Regions from separate parts of the Homo sapiens genome. Here region 1 is linked to region 2. Evidence: read pairs that join two places in POLR2A ChIA-PET (ENCODE). Cell type or tissue: endothelial cell of umbilical vein. All regions are shown on one strand. Links, peaks and the distances in the headings refer to the core of each region. The heading gives the core; the rest is flanking DNA. Region 1 has its middle 140 kb from the start of ANKFN1. Region 2 has its middle 65 kb from the start of PCTP.

Region 1 (8,406 bases), core at 1,812-6,811, 200 kb before region 2:
ACTTAATGAAGATATGACAAAAAGTTTATTTCCGAGAAGTCAAGCAAGAAAATAATGTCAACTACTTTATTTAATACTATACTGGAAGTCCTGCACAGCTAAAAAGGCATCATACTGGTGCAAAAGTAATTGTGGTTTTTGCCATTGAAAATAATAGTAAATATAATAAATGTATAGAGTCAGGGGAATAACAAATTAAATAGTCTTTTTTTGCAGATAGCTCGATTATACATGTAGAATATACACAAGAATTTTCATTAGAATAAATTTAAAAACTTAGCAAGGTTTTTAGACACATTGTCAGTATACAAAAATGCATTGTATTTCTTTATAACAACAACAGATGGTCAGAAAAGGACATCTAAAACATTTGATTATTTATAATAGTGTTAATAAGATCAAATACTAGGAATAAATCTAACAAAAGATGAGTAATAACTCTACCTCAAAACACTGTGCACTTTTATTGAGCGAAAATAAAGGAGCCATAAATAAAGGAGGGAAACACCATTCTCATGGATTGGGACATTTAGTATTGTAATGACATCAGTTCTCCGCAAACTGATCTATAGATTCAGTGCAATGTCAATTTAGATCCCAAGAAGTTTTGCTGTTTGTATTTGATAAGCTGATCCTAAAAATTATCATGAAAATAAAAAGTCCCAAGAATAGCCAACACAATCTTTTTTGGCACATCATGGATGAGGTGCCTTTAATTTTCACCCAGATATCCAAAGGGCTAAGAATAACCAAGACAATCTTGCAGAGGAAAAGGAAGAAGGGGAAGGAGGAGAAGTAGGAAAGATTTACTATAATCAATACCAAGATTTATTATAAAATCATAGCAATTAAGACAGTGCACACTAGTGCAAGGACTTATCAATAGGCCAGTGAAGCAATATAGAGACTCCACAAATAGAACCACAAAAATCAATACTTTATTTATTTATTTATTTTTATTTCAAGACAGAGTCTGGTTCTGTCGCCCAGGCTGGAGTGCAGTGGCGTGATCTCAGCTCACTGCAACCTCTGCCTCCCAGGTTCAAGCAATTCTGCCTCAACCTCCTGAGGAGCTGGGATTACAGGCACCTGTCACCATGCCTGGCTAATTTTTGTATTTTTAGAGGAGACAGGGTTTCACCATGGTGGCCAGGCTGGTCTTGAACTCCTGACCTCAGGTGATCCACCTGCTTCATCTCCCAAAGTGCTGGGGTTACAGGTGTGAGCCACTGCACCCAGTCAACACTTGATTTATAATAAAATTAGCCCCAGCAGAGCAATGGCGACAAGAATTGAGTTTTCAATAAGTGATTCTGTGTCAATTGGATAGCCATAGGAGAAAAAGAAACTCAGCCCTTTTTTCATACTATACACAAAAATAAATTCCAGAAGAATTGTAGATCTAGCTGTGTAAAGCAAAAATGTTTCTGGGAGATAAAATAGAATATTTTCATGACTTCGAGATAGGGTAGATTTCTAATGATGGATACTGAACTTTGTTAAAATTATGAACTTCTAGTCATCTAAATATTTAATTAGAAAGTAAATATTTCTAAATATCCTAAATATTTCTAATTTATAAATAAGAAATATAAATATTTGATTCATGTAAGTCATAAACCAGGAGAAAATATCTGCAGCACAAATAATTGACAAAGCATTTTTATCCATGATATATAATACCCACAAATCAATAAGAAAGCACAACACATTGTAAAAATGGGCAAGACAGTTGAACAGGCTCTTCTCAGAAGAGAATATTCAAAAGGCAATACAAATATTTAAAAGGGCTTATCTTCAAAAGTAATCAAGGAAATGCAATTACAACCACAAGGAAATCCTACTTCAATCTATTCATGGAGATGGAAATTAAAACCATACGATACTGCAAAAATAATCAAAAGATAAAACTCCAACAATAATGCCAAATGTTTAAAGGATGTGTAGCAAAGGGAATTCCTATAAACTGGTGGTAATATAAATCCGTAAAACTCCTTTGGAAAATAGTGTTGCATTATCTACTAAACTAAACACACACCCCCTATGACCTAGCAATTTCACTGCTATTCCACCCAATAGAAATGTGTGACTGTATAGATTAAAGACATAAAATAATGTTCATAGCAGGATTTTTCCATAATAACTAAAAATCTGGAAACAACCCCAAATATCCACAAATGTGACATATTTATAAAAAGGAATATTACACAGCTAGGAAAATGGAAAAACTATAGTTGCACAAAACAATAGGTATTATTTCGAATGAGATAATCCAGACCTGAAAGTGTATATAGTGTATGCTTCTACTTATTTAACTTAACAAAAATGAAATCTAATATATGGAGTGCTGTACTTTGGATGTTTGTTCCCCCAAACCTCATGTTGAAATATGATCCCCCACGTTGGAAGTAGGGCCTAATGGGAGGTGTTTGAGTCATGGGGGAATATCCTTCATAAATGGCTTGGTGCTGTCCTCACAGTAGTGAGTTCTCACTCTGTTTCCAAGAGTGAGTAGTTTAAAAAAGTCTGGCACCACCCACCTCCCTCTCTTACTTCCTCTCTCACCATGTGACCTGCACACGTAGGCTCCCCTTTGCCTTCTACCATGAATGGAAGCAGCCTGAGGCCCTCAACAGCAGCAGATGCTGGAGCTGTGCTTCTTGCACAGCCTGCAGAACTGTGAGCCAAATAAACCTCTTTTCTTTATAAATTGCCCCATTTCAGGTACTCCTTTCAAGCAACACAAATGAACTAAGACTGGGTGGAAAAGAAGCATAGTGATTGGGGAAGGGTATGGAATTGGGCTATTAGAATTCTCATAAAGTTCTATTTTTGACCATTTGACCAGGATGGTTGTTGCATTATACATTCAATATGTGAAAAGATCATTGATATGTATACTTGTGATTTGTGCACTTTCCTTATACTTAAGAATGTTTTTTAAAAGGATTTTCATTTGACTTAGAGTGTTTTTACCCACTTGAATTCTAGAATCATTACTGAAGATTTCAGTTATGATAATAGAAAGAAATCATGGGTGAACAAAACAAAACAATATCTACCATATTCTATGAATGTTTTTGATCTGAAGTTTTAAAATTTATTTTGATTTTATCATTATGGATAAGCTGTAAGCAAAATGATTTTACAACTTGTTTACTGGCCATACAGACTGAAGTAATGTTATAGAAAGTCAAGTTTGTAGATTTATTTGTACTTTACTCAGATATACTAAGAAATACAATATCTCAAGTTTGTAGATTTATTTGTACTTTACTCAGATATACTAAGAAATACAATATCTCATATTTCTCTGTAGCTGATATGGTCTTCTTTATGAGCCCCCATCCATTGAATTGCGGAAGAAAAAACAAAAATATAGTCTAATTTATTCAACTTAATTCAATGCCAAAACAAAAGCCTTTTTAGATAAGTTCTTGACATTTTTAGGTAATATATGCATTCTTTTACATTTCCTTTCTCTCTCCCAGATCTTCTCTTTGATAGCATCTGGGTGTCTGGAGGAGGGTATGTGGCTGATGGCAATGGATGACAGAGGTCTTAGAGTCTGCAGAGCAGACATTTATACTTGCTGCATAGTGGCAGGGCTGGTTTGTTCCCTTCAAGCACCACTAGTTCTATCCCTGAGCATCCTGCCTTGGCCTGCTGTGAAGCCCACCTGTGGTGTGCCACAGGATCTGGTCTCTCTTGCCTTGGCCTATGAGTTTTCCCAACATGACTCAGTTTCATCTTTGATATGTCTTATGCTGCATAGGCCTCCAACATTCTACCCCCCACTCTACAGCTGGCCCATGGCTTAGGGTTTCTATTTCACCTCTCAATACCACAGACTTCATGGTAGTCTCACAGCTCTCCACTCAGATATATTATGCATCCTCCCCTTTAAAGGCAAGCAGAAGTGGATAGAAATTTGGGAGTGCTAAATATCGGTCCTTCCTCTACATCTCAAATTATGGTGTGCAGCAAAATAGCTAATTTAATGATAAAGCTCATTAAAACAGAGATTGTTGGTCCCCACCTCAAGTTTCTGATTTAGTAGGACTGTAATGATGATGCTAGTCTGTTGACTTCGCTTTGAGAAACATTGCTTACACGAAACCAAATGACCTTTGATTAACTCACCCCCAGACTGGTGTGCCTGCAAGGTGACTTCCTTCCAAACTCCCAAATGTTAAGTGGGGCTATGTCCTCTCCACCTCCGACTGCTCCCTGACCTTTCCCTTCTTCCCACAATCTCTTGGGTCAGAATAGGCTAGGTTTTTGTTAGAGCTTGTTTTTTTTTTAATTTTCTTATCTATCTAGGGCTTCTGCAAGTATTTCTCTCATTTGAAAAGACTTTCTTCTCTTTTTTTCTCCTACATTATACTCCCCTTCTTCCCCATTCCAGACTTGAAAGAAAGCATTAGTGGTAGATGATATTCAAGAGAGAGAGATGAGTTTCCTGATAAAGAATGTAAATTAGTACTTCAAAACCTTAAATATACTTTAATAATAAAAATAATTTGAGGCAATATTGAGGGTCTGTGAAAATCTTTTTCCTTTTAAGTGAACCTAAACAATATTTAAGTTTGAAAACATGAAAGAATAAAAGAAAGACCAAACTTAGAATGAGGCAAGAACTTATAAGAGCTCATAGGAATGTGAGAATGCAGGATCTAGCTCTATCCCTCCAGAGCCTTTACTGGGGGCTGGTAGATCAAGACCAAATCTGAATGATGGCAGGGGAGCTTCTGTTCTAGGCCAGAGAGCACTGAATGTCCAGAGAGACTTTCATCCTGTGAGGACTCTGTCCCAGCAAGGATATGAAGACCTAGGACCATTCCCAGGCAATAAGCTCGATGGGTTCATGTGCTCTGCAGTGCTTAGGTACCAGAGAACAGGGACAGAACCCCATACCCAGAGACCTGGTGGTTGTCACCAGCCAAGTGTAGAGCAAACCCCAGTCAGCTGGTGAATGATATTAGATAGACTCTGTTTGACAGTCTTATGCCCAGGAAAGTGTGGGGTCTCAGAGAATGCACAGTATCTTGGACTCCAGAGGAAGGGATTCGGGCAACAGCTGGGCTGTCTCACAGGGTATTGGATGGGATTGTCCCTCTATTATGGCCAGGGGTGCAACCTGACACCACCAGCTCATTCTGACTCTTGTAATCTCTGGCAAGGGCTGAACAAATTCCAGCTCTGGGAGAGGAGCATAGCAACAGCTGCAGTGGGGCTAAGATGAGCGTGAGGATTGCCATGGGAAGTAGAATGCCAGGACTCCAGGTCAACCCTTTCCCCTGACATCCCAGGCCAGGAAATGAAGCTCTGCACTGAGAAATGTGGACTGGCATTCCTCCTCTATAGAGGCAGCAAAGTGGCAGCTCCTCACTCCTGCTGTGGCTGTCCTCTAATGTGGTTACCAGTCACTTTCCTGTCTCTTTCACAGAGTTGCCATATGAACCCAAATGCAATGACTCAGGTGAGAGCATTATTAAGCTCCTACGCAAATGTAAAGTGTGACATACTGGGGATAACCAGGTTTATGCTCTATGCCAGCTTTAATCCTTTGGCTAAGATAAATACTTTTTTTTTAACAGCACTTATGGCTTTTCAACTGAATCTCACACCAGCTCCTCCGGTGAGGACACCTATAGTCCTGCATTCAGCTTCCTCTTGAGTCAAATCCATTTCACATCATTTCCTCTTTTCAAATGAGAGAACAAGTTAATACTAGCATTTGGTTTAAGACACAGAAAGCAGCTCATATTTAGTGTTTGGAGATCGGGGGCAACACAACTCCTTGGTTTTTGGTTTAACACTATGTGTGGCTATTCCTATAGGGTAAGATGCTGAGTCTGGTGTGTTGGTGAGCAGGTATGGGGAGTTACTGTCTTTTAAAGCAAATGCAGCATAACCTCCTGAGCTAGCGTTGCACAGGGAGAGAGAGGTATGGACATGTGAACACAGTGCATGCTGTTTGACCTTGGCTCCAGTCTTTAAACCGGGCAGACTCTCCATTCACTATGCCATTGGAGCCATTGCAATAAAAGGGCCTCTTTTTGCTTTTCGCTGAACATTTTCTACATTTTATCATCTAATTTCTACTTCTGCTGCTCATCCTTTTTTCTTGTTTGTGTCTCAGCTTTTGATTTTTTGGCTTGCTTAGCTGTCTTATTTGTGCACACTCTTTGAACTTGATGGCACTAGTGAATTTAGTCCTGCCACTCTTCTTCCAGCTATTTACCTATTCCAGCTCTGGCATCTGGGACCCAGCCGTGGCATGCTCCAGCTTTGCTATTGCTGCTAGAGGCCTGTCTCAGTCTCCTGCAGTGGATGTAAGTACTTCCTTACAGAATTATTCAATCTGAGGTCAAAATTAATGGATCCAGGCTATAAGATAAATACTGCTATATTATTATATATCCAGCAAGAAATATGGCAGTGAGGGTTCCATTTATTCCTTTGCCCATTGTTTTAATCTCACCCACGTTCAACTTCACAGCTACTCTTTGCCAACTTGGAGACCATAGAGGGGCTGTTCCCCGCCTGGGTCTTCAGAGAGACTGGAGGAATTCCAGGAAATGTCAATGTTCAGGATTTCAAAAATCCTGATAGGAATTAAGTATTTATCAAAGATAATGTTTGTCTGCTCAGGCAAATTGGAAGTCAAAATCATTTGCTGTTGCTAAGGGAGATATCAGTTATTGCTGACAAGCATTTACAGGCGTAACTCCGTTGGCCTTTTATGTGACCCTGTGGCTAAAGAAATCATTAGAGAACTTCTGATCCGATGGTCATAATGGAAGATGTGGGCAACTTGTAAATTCTACCAACAGTGTCTTGGGTGACCATGTAAGAAATCCACTAAAATTATCTTCTCTTTCCAAAAAAGTACCCAAGAAGGCTCCCTAAAAGCAGCAGCATTAAATAATCAGTGAATCTATCTCTAATCTATATGTCATTCCTTTACCAGTTTTAAGAGCAGATATGTAGATTTAACAATTTTCTTACCTATGATTGCTTACTAATTTATTTATTTATTTTTATTTTTATTTATTTATTTTTTATTTTATTATTATTATACTTTAAGTTTTAGGGTACATGTGCACAATGTGCAGGTTAGTTACATATGTATACATGTGCCATGCTGGTGTGCTGCACCCATTAACTCGTCATTTAGCATTAGGTATATCTCCTAATGCTATCCCTCCCCCCTCCCCCAACCCCACAACAGTCCCCAGAGTGTGATGTTCCCCTTCCTGTGTCCATATGTTCTCATTGTTCAATTCCCACCTATGAGTGAGAGTATGCAGTGTTTGGTTTTTTGTCCTTGCGATAGTTTACTGAGAATGATGAATTCCAATTTCATCCATGTCCCTACAAAGGACATGAACTCATCATTTTTTATGGCTGCATAGTATTCCATGGTGTATATGTGCCACATTTTCTTAATCCAGTCTATCATTGTTGGACATTTGGGTTGGTTCCAAGTCGTTGCTATTGTGAATAGTGCTGCAATAAACATACATGTGCATATGTCTTTATAGCAGCATGATTTATAGTCCTTTGGGTATATACCCAGTAATGGGATGGCTGGGTCAAATGGTATTTCTAGTTCTAGATCCCTGAGGAATCGCCACACTGACTTCCACAATGGTTGAACTAGTTTACAGTCCTACCAAGAGTGTAAAAGTGTTCCTACTTGTCCACATCCTCTCTAGCACCTGTTGTTTCCTGACTTTTTAATGATTGCCATTCTAACTGGTGTGAGATGCTATATCATTGTGGTTTTGATTTGCATTTCTCTGATGGCCAGTAATGGTGAGCATTTTTTCATGCGTTTTTTGGCTGCACAAATGTCTTCTTTTGAGAAGTGTCTGTTCATGTCCTTCGCCTACTTTTTGATGGGGTTGTTTGTTTTTTTCTTGTAAATTTGTTGGAGTTCATTGTAGATTCTGGATATTAGCCCTTTGTCAAGATGAGTAGGTTGCGAAAATTTTCTCCCATGTTGTAGGTTGCCTGTTCACTCTGATGGTAGTTTCTTTTGCTGTGCAGAAGCTCTTTAGTTTAATTAGATCCCATTTGTCAATTTTGGCTTTTGTTGCCGTTGCTTTTGGTGTTTTAAACATGAAGTCCTTGCCCATGCCTATGTCCTGAATGGTAATGCCTAGGTTTTCTTCTAGGGTTTTTATGGTTTTAGGTCTCACGTTTAAGTCTTTAATCCATCTTGAATTAATTTTTGTATAAGGTGTAAGGAAGGGATCCAGTTTCAGCTTTCTACATATGGCTAGCCAGTTTTCCCAGCACCATTTATTAAATAGGGAATCCTTTCCCCATTGTTTGTTTTTCTCAGGTTTGTCAAAGATCAGATAGTTGTAGATATGCAGCGTTATTTCTGAGGGC
Region 2 (8,406 bases), core at 2,198-7,197:
TTGAATTTTCTTGATACTCCTTCATGGAAAATCAATTTATTGTAATTGAGAGGGTTTATTTCTGGATCCTCAATTCTATTCTATTGATTTATATATCAATCCTCATGCCAGTACAACACCATCTTGATTACTGTAGATTTGTAGCAAGTTATTTGTAGTAAGCTATTTTTTTAGGCAGGGTCTCACTCTGTTAGTGCAGTGGAATGATCACAGCTCACTGCAGCCTCAACCTTCTGGGCTCAAGCAATCCTACCACCTCAGCCTCCCAAGTAGCCAGGACAACAGATGCACACTACCATGGTTGGCTAATTTTTTGTTTATTTATTTTGTGGATTTGGGATTCCCTATATTTCCTAGGCTGGTCTTGAACTCCTGAACTAAAATGATCCTCCCACTCTCCTACCTCAGCCTCCCAAATTGCTAGGATTACAGGCATGAGCCTCTGCACCCGGCCTGTAGTAAATTTTTATATCAGGAACTGCAAATCTTCCAATTTTGTTCTTCTTTTTCAATATTGTTTTTCTATATATAAAATTATGTATCCTCAGATAGTTTTGCTTTTTCCTTTCCAATCTTAATGTCTTTTATTTCTTTTTCTTGCCTAATTACCCTGGCTAAAGCCTCCAGCACAATTTTGAAAAGGAGTGTTAAGAGCAGACACCTTGGTCTTATTTCTGATCTTAGGGGGAAAGCTTTTAGCCTTTCACAATTAAGTATGTTAGCTGTGGTTTGTTCATAAACACCCTTTAGCAGGTTGGGGAAGTTCCCTTCTATTTCTAGTTTGTTATGTGTTTTCTATCATGAAGGGGTGTCGCTGTTATTAAACAACAATGCCGCTGTTTTCTTTTTCCCGTTTTTCCTCTCTTCTTTCCTTTTCTTTTTTTTTTTTTTTTTTTTTTTTTTTGATTTCTTTCCAGAGCCTGGTAGGACACCAGGACAACATCAGGAAAGAGGAAGCCACAGGCTGCCATGCATTCACTCCCTGAAGTGCCCTGTGAGCCAGCATCTGCCACCTCCTCCCTCCTGGCCACCCTTCTGACCGTGCCCTTGCTGTTCTGGCACAAGATGCACCCCTCCCACTTTGATCTGCTTCACTGGCTTACCATCTTCTAGTTTTGGGGTCTGTGGCTTCCTGTCACTCTTCTTCATGGTTCGGATCTCTTTTCTACCTCTTTCCAGGTGTCCTACACTGCTTTGGCAGCTACTGGTGTTTGGAAAGCTAAAGGCTATTTTCCAGACAGAAGAATTTCCTTTTCACTCCTGTACCCAATTTAATTCCACAAATATTTCATGACCACTTTTTTCTCATGCCAGTCATTGTTCTTGTTTGATCCTAGTAATACTCACAATAACCCTATGAAGTTGTTTTTTGTTTGACCCATTTTACAGAAGAGAAAACAGAGCCTCCACATAGCTAAGTAGTTTGTCCAAGATTACATACATAGTAAGTGGAAAAACCAGAATTTTTTACAGATCTGCAAGATCTATCTGCTTAGAGCAAAAAAGAGTGATACTCACACAGTGACAAATGCTGAGATAGAACTCAGGGCACCAGTTGCCATGTTGGAATAGCCAGGAGGAGCTAGGAAAGTGGTCTTGTTTAAAACCCAAGGCTGCTATTGATCTGGCCTCTGCCAACTTCTCTGACCTCATCTTTCAAAAAATACATGCCTACCCACCCAAGACATGCTGAATCACATCATGCGATCTCCGTTTCTGTGCTTTTTCCCTCTATCTCAGCCAACTGCCTCCCCCATGCAACTGTGAACTTCCAGATGCCTGGCTAACTTCTATTCTTACTTTGAGACCCAACCTTGGATTCGTTTCTCATGAAAAGTCTTTCTGACCCACCCCAAGCTGTGCTGCATCATATCCTGTACATACCTGTATCATGGTACTCACCAAACTTAGGTCTTACTCCCTCTCCCTCTCCCCTATGACCAATCACCAATAAACTGTGAGCCCTTCAAGGTAGAGTCATGGTTAGTTTTCCTCTGTAACCCCTAGGACCCAGGAGAGTTCCTGGCTCATAGTGTGTTCTTAGCCATGGTTTCTTGAATAACTAATTGAAATCTTTGGGATGAGCTCTTGTAGACAGATACCCTCTCTGACTAGATTTAAATTTTCTTTCTGCCCAAATAGATTAAAAGGTGCGACATTTTCTTGTTCTCTTTCAAACTGAGGAATCTGAATTCTAAACCAAGGAGTGCAAGCCTGTGAAATTTGAGCTTCAGACAATAAAGCTACTTTTCCACTTTGTACATGACAACTCACAGTCATCAGTTCTCCATAAGGCAAACCTCACCAAAGATGATAATCCAAAGGAGGAAACCAAGGACCTCACTTTAAATGCACAGCAGGAGCACCCTCCCATTCTACCGGAAGAACTGACCTTCTTAGGTGCTTCCCCACATCCAGGGATCTGCAGTCAAGGCCACCTTTAGGTTAAAAAGCACAAGATGGTCATTTCTTCAGCTATTAAACAAAATAATAACTTGACTTCTGGCTCAATGCCAGCTCAGTGAAAATAAGCCAACTGCAAGAAGAGGAACTTTCTGGACTCTGTGGCAACTCTTAGAGCAAAGTTTTAGCACAGCTACTTTTTGCCTTCTCCTCCAAGAGAGAAAGCTGTGAGGTCAGGTCCAGGATGACAATACCCAACAACCCCCAAAAGACTCTTGGTTTTAATCCTTGCCAATTTCCCTCCAAGCCCTGGCACAACTTGAGCTGAAAACACACATGCTATTTTCATTTAAGCGAGAATGCTGAACCACTGGGTATTTTTTTCCTGGGTTTTCTGTTAACTCTGTCTACAAAATGTGGTTTTAAGAAATATTACTCCTGGTCATTTATCTAACAGACCATACTGTGATCTGTAAGCTCCATCTTTCTTGCAGCTTTCACATTCTATTAAAATGGGATCTTTTACCAGGAAATTTACTCAGACGGGGGAGTTCATTTGAGGTTAAAACTGTAAAGTGGCCAATTATCTCTCAGTCATTGGTTGCATATGATCTTTACCCCAAGCTTTGGAAATAAAGACAACATTTAGCAAACGTTCTGCTCCAAAGCTAATGTTTTGGAAAGAATAACAGCATGTTGGGAATAAATTACATGGTCTTTAGTGCATTTTAGTGTTATTGCCTGTTAACACACACCGTGGTGTGCCAACTTATAAGAGAACTCCAGTCTTCTAGGGAATCGATTTCTGATTTGTTGAGCTGATGGCGTCCGTGTTATATCATTGAACAGACAAGTAGTACAGGGGGCCATGTCTGTGGGACCTCACCTAGGGGAAGCTATGACTCATAGGCTGTCTTTTCATTCTGATACTGTCCAGACCATTAACACGCCATGGGTAATGGCATATGAGGTCTTTCATCTAGGACTATCCAGTTACCCACTCATGAGCTATATTGATCCTAAAAGAGTCATTTAATATACCTAAATCAAGTAACTAATATAGCCTTGCTAAAAGGCCTACTAGGTACCAGGTTTTTGGCCAGGCTCTGTAGAAGAATAGTAGGATGCTTAAAGAGAGCCTTGATTCCATTTGTATGAAATATCCAGAATATTTCATAGAGAAATATCCAGACAATTTCATAGAGTCAAAAATTACATTAGTGGTTTCCTAGACCTGGGAAGACAGGAGGATTGGAGAATGTTGGCTAAAACATTTGGGATTTCTTTGGGGGTGATCATGAAAATGTTATAAAATTGATTAAGATGATGGCTGCCCAAGTCTGTGAATATAATAAAAGCCATTGAAGCATATACTTTAAATGGGTGAATCGTATGTGAGATATGTGAATGATATCTCAATAAAGCTGTTAAAAAATTAAAGAAGAAGAACCTTGTCCTCATGAAGAGAGGAAATGTTAGTAATTTCAGGTAGACAGCACTAAGGACTAGAGACAGGTACCACGAAATGCCAAGGGAAATCCAAAACTGTGTAACTTCCATTAGACTTTGTAGGATTTCCTTTCTTTGGGGACTGTTTCACTCTGTCTTTGGTTTCAAAAGATGAGAGGTCTTGTTTAGGTCTCTGAGGGTAGGAGCAGAAAGACAGCTCCTAATAACTGAATAAATAAAAAACTCATGATAAGACAGCAAAAGATGTCCTGGGAGTAGGAACATCAGACTTGAACCTGTTGGCAGGTTCCCGATGCAAGCCAACCTCAAACCTCTCTTATAGCTGGTTGCAAGCAAGGTGTTTTATTTAAAGGGGAAAGGAGTCAGGGATTTTTTTCCTTTAGACTAACAAGAAGCTGCCTGTTACTGTACCTTCTCCAGTCTAAAGACAATTTTACCGAAGAGCACCATCCCCACACCTACTCAATCTCCCACATTCCAGGGACAAAGGTATCTAGGATCAGAGCAGCCCACGAAATAAATAAGCAACAATTAGCCCTGTGGTAACTTGTAAGCCAAAATGTTACTCCATGCACAAACAGCTCAGGTGTGCACTGTTGTTCAGGCCACACCTGCTGCCATAGAAATTCTTTAGGCAGATAAATTGTATTTCAGGCTTAAGTGATCTATCTTTTAGCGGAGTGGGCTTGATTAATTTTAAAAGATGTATTTCCACATTTACCTTTGCTGAACTCCCTCTCTACTATCATTTTTTGGATTATTTCCCCAAATTTCCAATATTTAGCCAAAAGCAAAATTATCAAGTGTATTTACTATAAATAATTCCCAATAATTTCAAATATAATCATGCTTTTTAAACTCTTAAACTAATTTAAATATCTTAAATATTATAGTAAATTGCTTTTGTGCATAACATTGAACTTCCAAGCAGCAATGCACATAAGCATTTTAGAGAAGTTTACAAAGAGATTATTCTACTGGGCTGTAGACCTGAATTCCAGGCTTAGTTTACTCAGTAAGTGTGGGCCTCTTTTCTTCCTGAGGATCTGCCACAATTTTTCACTGTTCTTGGTTTCTGAGTTTCTCAAAGCTGAAACAGAGGCTGAGCTGAGGGTTCAGTAAAAAAGATGGTAGAGCATGCATCAGAGAGCCCCAAACTCCGCTTGTCTTCTAGAGTTGTCTATGACACAATCCTGTCCCCTGGATGACAGTTCTGCTAGTTCCACACAGGAGTACTTTGAAGCTTATGGGTCAAAGTAAACTGAGTGGTGTTGTGTCTGTCTTGCCCCTGTGAGCCCCATTTCCCTGGGACATGCAGAGAGAGCATTCCTTTCTCCAGTGTTCACCACCACCTGCCTTCCATGACAGTGCAAGCATTGGCTTCGGGAAGCTGCCAACTTTCTAGTGTGGTTCTTGAACCCTTGACCTTCCAGGCAAACGCAATGATGCTACCAGCTGAGCGACACAGACCTATTTCCTGCGTCAATGACTAAACAAATCCAAAGGTATGTGAAGCATTTCTTTCCCCCCGACCTTGTTCAGCCTTGGCACAGCTGCTGGCACAGCCAGAGGTGCCTGGCCCCAGGAGCAGCTGCTCAGTGTCTGCCAAGCCTCCGGAGGGCAGAGCTGTTTGTCAGCTGGTTAGTGCATTTTTTCACCTTGGTTCTCCTAAAATTGAAAATAACTAGAATACAACTCATTTTAGTGAACACTTTTGATCTTTTTTTCTTCTGTTTCTCCTCTTATCTAATCCTCATCTATTTTGTTATTAATGGGAACCATTAACACATGACAGGGTAGACAAATGTGCATGTCCCTTCATTTTCAAACCTCCTCCTTCCTCTAGAATGGATATGAATAAGCTCACACTCTAGAATGGAGATTAAAATATCAGAGTGTCAGCAAAATTAAGAAAGGAAAGAAGCAATAGGCTTTGTAATCGACGCATTGAATTCTCTTTTGAAACAATTTTTCTTTTTTTTTTTTTTGACACAGGGTCTTCCTTCCTCTGTCACCCAGGCTGGAGTGCAGTGACACGATCTCTCAATCTCTCATAACTGCAGCCTTGACTTCCCAGGCTCAAGTGATCCTCCCACCTCAGCCACTTGAGTAGCTGGAACCACAGGCATGTGCCACTATGGCCGGCTATGTTTTTATTTTTAGTAAAAACAAGGTCTCACTATATTGTCCAGGCTGGTCTTGAACTCCTGGGCTCAAGAGATCCTCTGGCCTCAGCCTCCCAAAGTTCTAGGATTACAGGCGTGAGCCACCATGCCCAGCAAGGAATATTTTTAAGGAATATGGGACAACATGGAAAAATGCTCACTCTATTGTCTGATTACAGTTACATAAGAATAGATGATGCACGAGCAAAGACTATGCTGTATTCTACAAGTGGAATGTGAATATTTTCTTTATTAAACTTCTGGCCAGGCACGGTGGCTCACAGCTGTAATCCCAGCACCTTGGGAGGCCAAGGCAGGCAAATCACCTGAGATCAGGAGTTCGAGACAAGCCTGGCCAACATGATGAAACCCTGTCTCTACTGAAAACACAAAAATTAGCTGTCTCTACTGAAACACAAAAAAACCTGTCTCTACTGAAAACACAAAAATGTTGGTGCACACCTGTAATCCCAACTACTCGGGAGGCTGAAGCAGGAGAATCACTTGAACATGGGAGGCAGAGGTTGCAGTGAGCCGAGATCGCACCACCGCAGCACCCCAGCCTGGATAACAGAGCAAGGTGCTGTCTCAAAATAAATAAATAAATAACGTACTTCTTTTAATGTCATTATAATATTGTTTAAATAGCATTTTTTAAATAAGAGAGGAAAGGAAAACAGTGTAACAAATCACAAGCACACACAAAACTGCCCTGCTCATTTTTAATTTGGTGTGTTGATTACTGGATATAAAACGAAACCTCATTCTACTCTTCTTTTCATTCTTGCTCTCCCTTTGCAAGGCACAACCCAACCCCTTTGGTACCAAGAAGTGAGGAACTGAGTTCAGTTCTGTTCTCAATCACTCTGGGAGCAGCTCCCATTTCCAGGATTCACCGTGACTGCCCACTCTCCCCGTGGGGAGGAGTGATAACTCTCATGACTGCGGAAAGGCACATCACTGATTATCTTCCAGAAGGGGTGACTGAGAACTTTTTCTAACTAAAGGATCCTTCTCATCTCTGAGTGACAGGGCTGTGAATTCCCAAAGCCTTGGCAAAGCACCCGAATTTTCTTTCCAGCTTACTCCCAATAAGATGGGGTGAAAAGGACTAAATGACACAGATTTAGCCTGGACATCCTGGCTCCAAGCCAGGTGAGGCTCCATCTCAACAAATCCATCATCTTCCTCAGAGTCTGTGAGTGTAACGTTCCTAAGTCAGCCTTGCAACATGGAGGTTAACGTTGAAAATGGTGACTTTGGCTGAATGGGCTCCACTGGAAATGTTGACAGTCTGATTAATTTTTTCAAATCATTGACCTCACACTTTCTCTTGGTGCTTTCTTTGAAGATATGGGGCAGGTGAGGAATCTAATCTGGCACTCCCACATTGCATGTTTTCATACAGCTGTTGTAGCAAGCCTTGGCAACAGAATGTCTGGGCTTAAAACTTGGCACATCATTTGCTAACCTGCTTAACGTCTCTAAGCATCATTTTCCTTCTTTGTACCATGGGGGAAATACTAGTGCCTACTACCTCTTATGGGTGTTGTGAGGGTAAAATGAAGTGATGCCTGTAAGGTATTCCCATAGTGCTTGGCACACAGTGCAGACTTAAGAAATGTTGGTAGTGATGTTTGTAATTATTATTATTATCATCTCTATTATATTACCCCTCCATTCTTTACTTTATTCACCTCAAAGTGAACTAGAAGCACCTTGATATGGAGATGAGGGCAGGAAACCTGGAATCAGATCTCTTTAGTTCTACTCACTGAATGGCCTTTGGCAAGTTACTTTCACATCTGAATCTACTTCCACATCTGTAAAATACAGATCACAACACCCACCTCAGAGCGCTACCAGGAAGATTCAATGTAATAAAATACAGGAAAATGCTTGATACATACTGAGTGCTCAGTAAATAATGGTTGAATCAGGACTCAGGTTTGGGTCACTCACCCAGATTGTCCCATTTTAACTTGGGTTTCAACTAAAGGAGAAGGCATCCCACGCTCCTCTAGGTCACTTCCAGCAAAAACCAGCAGGACAAGGGAGCCAAAACATTAGCAAGCTTTTGGCAGATGCCTGACAAGGAGTGTGATCACAAGACCTCCGTGCAGAATTTTCACAACTGAATGTGCAAATGACACTTATTCAAGCTGAAATATCACCCAAGTGTGTTTTGGAACCACAGTGACGACATCCCAGCTGGACTGTGGAAGTGAAGCTGTCCAGCCAAGGGTTTTATTATTTTTATTTAAAAGTGTGAATCATCAGACAGGCAATGCTCTCCAGCCAGGTGCTGTATTCAGATTCCACGTCAATATCTACTTTTTTGGCAGCCGAGCAAAGTGAAGGTGCCAAT

Evidence for each region. Peaks named below come from ENCODE experiments on the same cell type or tissue, not always from the same donor. Only the 100,000 strongest peaks of a DNase experiment are listed, where the experiment ranks them.
Region 1: POLR2A ChIA-PET joins it to region 2 with 5 read pairs; 2 of 35 experiments call an interaction of 5 or more read pairs at or near these places.

The regions. Positions count from the first base shown.
Region 1 is chr17:56,007,284-56,015,689 of GRCh38, reverse strand. No RefSeq gene overlaps it. Among named protein-coding and RNA genes, the nearest start is that of ANKFN1, 140 kb to the left of the region's middle. In endothelial cell of umbilical vein, for the core only: no CTCF peak of the experiment used is centred there; no DNase peak of the experiment used is centred there.
Region 2 is chr17:55,811,509-55,819,914 of GRCh38, reverse strand. It overlaps a transcript of PCTP not described here. Among named protein-coding and RNA genes, the nearest start is that of PCTP, 65 kb to the right of the region's middle. In endothelial cell of umbilical vein, for the core only: no CTCF peak of the experiment used is centred there; a DNase peak (open chromatin) is centred at 5,304.